Linked DNA regions of Homo sapiens: region 2 is linked to region 1. Evidence: chromatin loops called from intact Hi-C (ENCODE). Cell type or tissue: ovary. All regions are shown on one strand. Links, peaks and the distances in the headings refer to the core of each region. The heading gives the core; the rest is flanking DNA. Region 1 has its middle 150 kb from the start of LINC02518. Region 2 has its middle 10 kb from the start of MARCKS.

Region 1 (2,932 bases), core at 276-2,775:
ATTTGTCTAGAATCCCTTTTGAGTTAGGTTGAATACGTATCACAAATTAAGTTAAATAATTAAGTCATGCTCAGATTCACATCCTGGTACATTGTTGGTTTAGTTCTTCTGGTCACAAATACTTTTAATTTGGCTGAATGGCTGAAGATTTAGTATTCATTGCTTTACCAACATGGCTGTTCTAACCAGAGAGTGCATTCTTGCTGGGTTTCTGTTTCAGAAGCAAGAATGGAGACCCATGTGGTCTGAATGTAAGTAGAAGTCATGAAGTGATTCTGACACATGGAGATGCAGAATTTTGACCTTCCTGCTTTTTGGAAATGTGAATGACTGCTGAGAGCTGCAGGGGAGACTCAGCAGGACTGAGGAATGTTAATGAAGTCTGCCTTTTATAAGCAGTTGTTGTTATAGAAAGAAACCACAGTTATTAATGATGAAATATTGTAGATAATTTTTTGTAATGTAAGCTGTTCTTGCTCTTACAAATATCCCTCTTACAATTCTTGGAAACAGCCACTAGTGCTAAGGAAAGCATTATGAGAAAACAAACAAACAAACAACATTTAAAAAACATTTTTAGAGCATCTGTGGTCTCATGAGAAAACTAAGTTGCTGAGAAATGCCGGCAGAGGGGTTGCCCTTGTGGCACATTCTCAACCTACCATAACCTTAGTAGATGGTGGCATCTCCCTGGGTAAACAGATCATATGCATACCACCAAAATTTTTAAGTCAGTCTGTCACATTCTTAAAATTCCACCAATTTATCTCATTATGAAATGTAAATATATTTGGCATCTTTGTGAATCTCTTTCACTATTCACATGGATTAATTCCATAGAGGATTCCTGCCTGGTTAATACCTAATTGAGGATGGGGAGCAGTTCTTTGGCATGTGCAGGAAACATCAGGAAAACCATGTAGCAAAACTATTAACAATGCAGTTCCAAATAAATTTTTGAAACAGTTTGTCAATTTCTTTTAAAAAAAAAAGTCTGCTGGAGTTTGATTGCAATCATATTAATTCTATAGATGAGTTTAGGGAAAATTAACATCTCAACATTGAGTCCTCTTAAGTGATGAACATGTTATATCTTTTCATTTATTTAGGTTTTCATTAATTTCTCTCAGTAATCTTTTGTAGTTTTCAGTGTACAGGTTTGTCCCCCACTTTATTAAACTAATCACTAAATATCTCATGTTTTTGATGTTATTAATAATGAAATATTTTAAAATTTATTTTTCAGTGGTTCAATGCAAATATTTATGAGTTCAATTGATTTTTATGTTTGGTTTATTGACCTTGTATTCTAAGATTTTGCTAAATTCCCTTACTAATTTCAGCAGGTTTTTTGTAGGTTCCTTAGGATTTTGTTTATATGTGGCCATGTTGTCTGTTAGTACAGAAAATGTTACTCTTTCCTTTCCAATCGGTATGTCTTTTATTTTACTTCTTTTGTTGTTATGGCTAGGAAAGCAAGCAACGTGTTATATGGAAGTGGTAAGGCCAGATATCCTTTTACTTGGTCCCAATTTGGGGGGAGAAAGCATTCAAGCTTTCATCATTATGTATGTTAGCTGACATTTTTAAAGTACCCTTTATCAGGGTGAGAAAACTACATTTTATTCCTAACTTGTTCATAAATTTTTATCGTGAATGAGTATTGAATGTTGTCAGATGTCCTTTTCTGCATCTATAAAGATAATCATGGTTTTCCCCTTTACTTTGTTAATTGATTAATTACTGAGTGATTTTTAAATGCTAAACCAACCTTATAATCTAGGGATTAACTAGACTTTGTCACAATTTATTATTTTTAAATGTTGCTGGATTTGTTACTATCAAAGACTTTTTCTCTGCATTCCTGAGGAATATTAATTTGTTGCTTGCTTTCTTATAATGTGCAGGTCTGACCTTGGTATAAGAGAAATGCTAGCCTCAGATAAAGAGTTAGGAAGTATTATCCTTTTATTTAAAAAAATATATAGAATTTCAGTTGTTCAGTTGTTTTTTCCTTTAATATTAGATAAAATTCAGCAGTAAGATTATCTGTTCCTGGGATGTTCTTCGGGAAAGATTTTTAAAACGAAATTGAAAATGTTTAGTTGGTAAACACTATTCAGTTTTCTATTTTTAAATAACTTTTGTAATTTTGTGTCTTTAAAGGCATTTGTTAATTTCACATAAGCTGTCAAACTTATCAGCATAAAGTTATTCATAGTATTTATCATTCTTTAAATATATGGAAAATTAATATGTATGTCCCTTCTTTCATACCTGATCTTGGTAATTTATATATCCCCTCTCTCTGTCTCTCTGAGTTGAGCTAGATATTTGTCAACATTACTGATCTTTCAGACATTTATGTGGCCAACAAACATATGAAAAAAACTCAACATCACTAATCATTAGAGAAATGAAAATCAAAACCACAATGAAATATCATCTCATGCCAGTCAGAATGGTGATTATTAGAGGTCAAGTAACAACAGATGTTGTGAGGGTGTGGAGAAATAGGAAAGCTTTTACACTGTTGGTGAGAATGTAAATTAGTTCAACCATTGTGGAAGACAGTATGGAGATTCCTCAAGGATGTGGAATCAGAAATACCATTTGACCCAGCAATCCCATTACTGGGTATATACCCAAAGGAATATAAATCATTCTGCTGTAAAGACACATGCACACATATGTTTAGTGAAGCACCATTTACAATAGCAAAGTCATGGAACCAACCCAAATGTCCATCAGTGATAGACTGGAAAATGTGGTATATATACACAATGAGATACTACACAGCCATAAAAAGGAAAGAGATCATGTCCTTTGCAGGGACACAGATGAAGCTGGAAGCCATCATTCTCAGCAAACTAACACAGAAACAGAAAACCTAACACTGCATGTTCTCACTCATAAATGGGAGTTGAACAAT
Region 2 (2,932 bases), core at 128-2,627, 560 kb after region 1:
AATACAAAAATTAGCCAGGCGTGGTGGTGCATGCCTGTAATCTCAGCTACTCGGGAGGCTGAGACAGAAGAATCACTTGAGCCTGGGAGGCAGAGGTTGCAGTGAGCCAAGATTGCGCTGCTGCACTCCAGCGTGGGTGACTGAGACAAGACTCCTTCTCAAAAAAAAAAAAAAGTTACAGTAGGAAAAAGCAGGAGATAAAGAAATTAAGTGTTAGTGTTAGAAAATAAAATGTTAAGGACATGAAAAAAAGTATTTTGATCAAGAAGGAAAACTGGTCTTGTCAACATAATCAGGAGGAAATATCTATTATTTATCAATTGTCATTTTCTCTTCTCTGCTTCTTAGGAGGACATTTTGCCCCTACTGATGCAACTGTTGCTGTGGTTGAGTCAGACAAACATAAAAGACTGTGACAGGACCCTGAGAAGTTCAAAGACAAGGCTCTCTTCTCAGTAAAAAGGGAGATCAGTTGATAACCTCCTTGAAATCTGCTTAGTTTTTAGGGAAGAAAGGAGAGAGGGAGAGACACTGGTGAAAAACTGGCTTCCTAAATTTTTTTAAATTATAAAATATCTTGGAATTCTTCAGTCTTTTCTCTATAAAGTATATTTATTGGGTCTATATTAAAAACTTGTAACTACTAGTTCTTTATTGGGAGGCAAATTAAAACAATTATAAGGAAGAGTTTAATAAATCATCATTCAGTGATCCAAACTGGTCCTCTGTCTAGAGATTATGGTGACAGATTATAAACAGCCTTGGAAGTCAGGCAGGGAGGGTTAGATCCCAGGCAACTAGAAGCCAATTTTTGATCAGAGATGTGACAAGAGAGATATTTGTGGCATTGAATGCCCTGGAGAGGGGAATGATGACCTAGTAGGTAATTCAGGCAGAAAATATCAAGAACATTGACTTGAGTTTTAGTCCTTGGAAGGGAGAAAATACCAGAGATGTTTGAAAGGAAAATAAATCAACACAACTTGACAAGGATAATCCATGAGGTGTTCTGAGCTGATAACAAATTATACAGTGAGAATTCCAGTCTTCTCCTTGATACTCAATTATTTTTATATTTAGTAAAGTCTAATCAATAGGAATTTTAGAGAAAAAAGCAACATAATGTAATATGTGCCTGAGACGTGAAAGATAATGGAGGTGAAAAGAGGTTTATAAACTAAACAAATGGGCAAAAACTTCAGGGTTTGTTTTATTTTATTTTTTGTTTTACATTCTAATTGGTAGTGGAGTGTTTAACCATACTGAAACCTAAGGAGGCCTTATATCTGGTTCTATTCTTAGCCTGAAAAATGGAGAGAAATGAGTCTAAAATGTCTCCAAGAAAGCTGAAGAAATCATCAGGGGAGAAAGGAAGAGAAGGAAGGGAAGGAAAGGAAGGGAAGGAAATCATTAGCTTTCCTGGAGACATTTTGGACTCATTGTAAAGTATCTTGAGTGGAAAGTGTAAGACATGGTACACTAGATCACTCAGAAGATGAGCTGGTTTAGATGGGAAAACAATAACCTGACTTTAAGAAAGTGGTGAGAAATATACGAGCAGCAATTACCAGATCAGTACGGAGACAATGGAAAATACAGAGCTGGAATTTCAGTTAGCCATTAGGATAGGAAATTCTGATTGTTGTGTCATTGGCATAAAAGCAATATTTAAAGCAATGAGAAAAAATCCAAAGTCAATTGAAAACTTGCCTTAAGTATCTTTTCCTCAATATTGGAGACGAGATGAGTGTGGTGATGCATGCCTGTTGACTCAGCTACTCAAGAAGATGAGTAGCTTGAGCCCCGGAGTTTGAGGCTGCAGCGAGCTATGATTAGGCCTGTGAATAGCCACTGCACTCCAGCTAGGCAACATAGCAAAAAGCCATCTAAAAAAAATACACACGCGCACACACACTGGAGAGGAAGGGGAGTGGAAGACATGTAAAAGAGACAGAGACCTCAGCATAGGGCAGTGACAAAGTCCCTGTCTGTCCCAGCAGACCACAAGATACTGGCTGGTCTGGGTAGCTACAGTTGAGATTGGGAATTTTTTTGTTTTTAGATGAGGTCTCTCTCTGTTGCCCAGGCTGGAGCGCAGTGGCGTGATCTCCGCTCATTGCAACCTCCGCCTCCGAGGTTCAAGCGATTCTCCTGCCTCAGCCTCCTGAATAGCTGGGATTATAGGCGCGTGCCACCACACCTGGCTAATTTTTTTATTTTTAGTACAGACAGAGTTTCACCATGTTGGTCAGGCTGGTCTCAAACTCCTTACCTCATGATCTGCCTGCCTCGGCCTCCCAAAGTGCTGGGACTACAGGCGTGAGTCACCGAGCCCGGCCTGTAGTTGGGATTTTAAGCAAATTATTTAACAGCCTTATAACTGGGAATTCACCTAATTGATCTAATTGATCTCTGAATTTACTGTGGCTATTAAATGAAATAATATATACAATAGTGATTGAAATTTTAAAACTGTCAAGTATTTACACCTACAATCAAAATGTAAATCAAATTCCAACTGTAGCCTTAATGGAAGAATGTCACATTTTCATCACTCCCTACATTCTCAGCCATGAGTCCCCTCCATCCCAGGAATCCTTACAGTTTTCTCACAGTGGCACTGTGAAGGGCTGTACCTTCTTATCTCTGATCTCATCTCTCAGCCACATCTCACATCTGGATTCTCTTTCCAACTGTAACATTCTCTCCCTTTCTCTACACCCTACTTTACCTACATTCCAAAAAGCTTCACTCTGCTCTAAGCAACACTCACACTTTTGCCCCAGGAAAGGTAGAGGTAAGTTTTTGGCACAACTTAACCATTTATGTTTTTATTCAGTTGTCCAAAAATATGTTTTGTGATGACAATATTCTGGATAAAGTTACTAAGGATGTTTCCAGATTCAAGAATCTGACCTGTCAGATTCTGTTT

What was found. Peaks named below come from ENCODE experiments on the same cell type or tissue, not always from the same donor. Only the 100,000 strongest peaks of a DNase experiment are listed, where the experiment ranks them.
Region 2: it touches region 1 in a loop (8-fold over the local background); 4 of 110 quality-filtered maps call a loop at or near these places.

The regions. Positions count from the first base shown.
Region 1 is chr6:113,280,948-113,283,879 of GRCh38, forward strand. No RefSeq gene overlaps it. Among named protein-coding and RNA genes, the nearest start is that of LINC02518, 150 kb to the right of the region's middle. In ovary, for the core only: no CTCF peak of the experiment used is centred there; no DNase peak of the experiment used is centred there.
Region 2 is chr6:113,845,829-113,848,760 of GRCh38, forward strand. No RefSeq gene overlaps it. Among named protein-coding and RNA genes, the nearest start is that of MARCKS, 10 kb to the right of the region's middle. RefSeq lists an enhancer at 274-568. In ovary, for the core only: no CTCF peak of the experiment used is centred there; no DNase peak of the experiment used is centred there.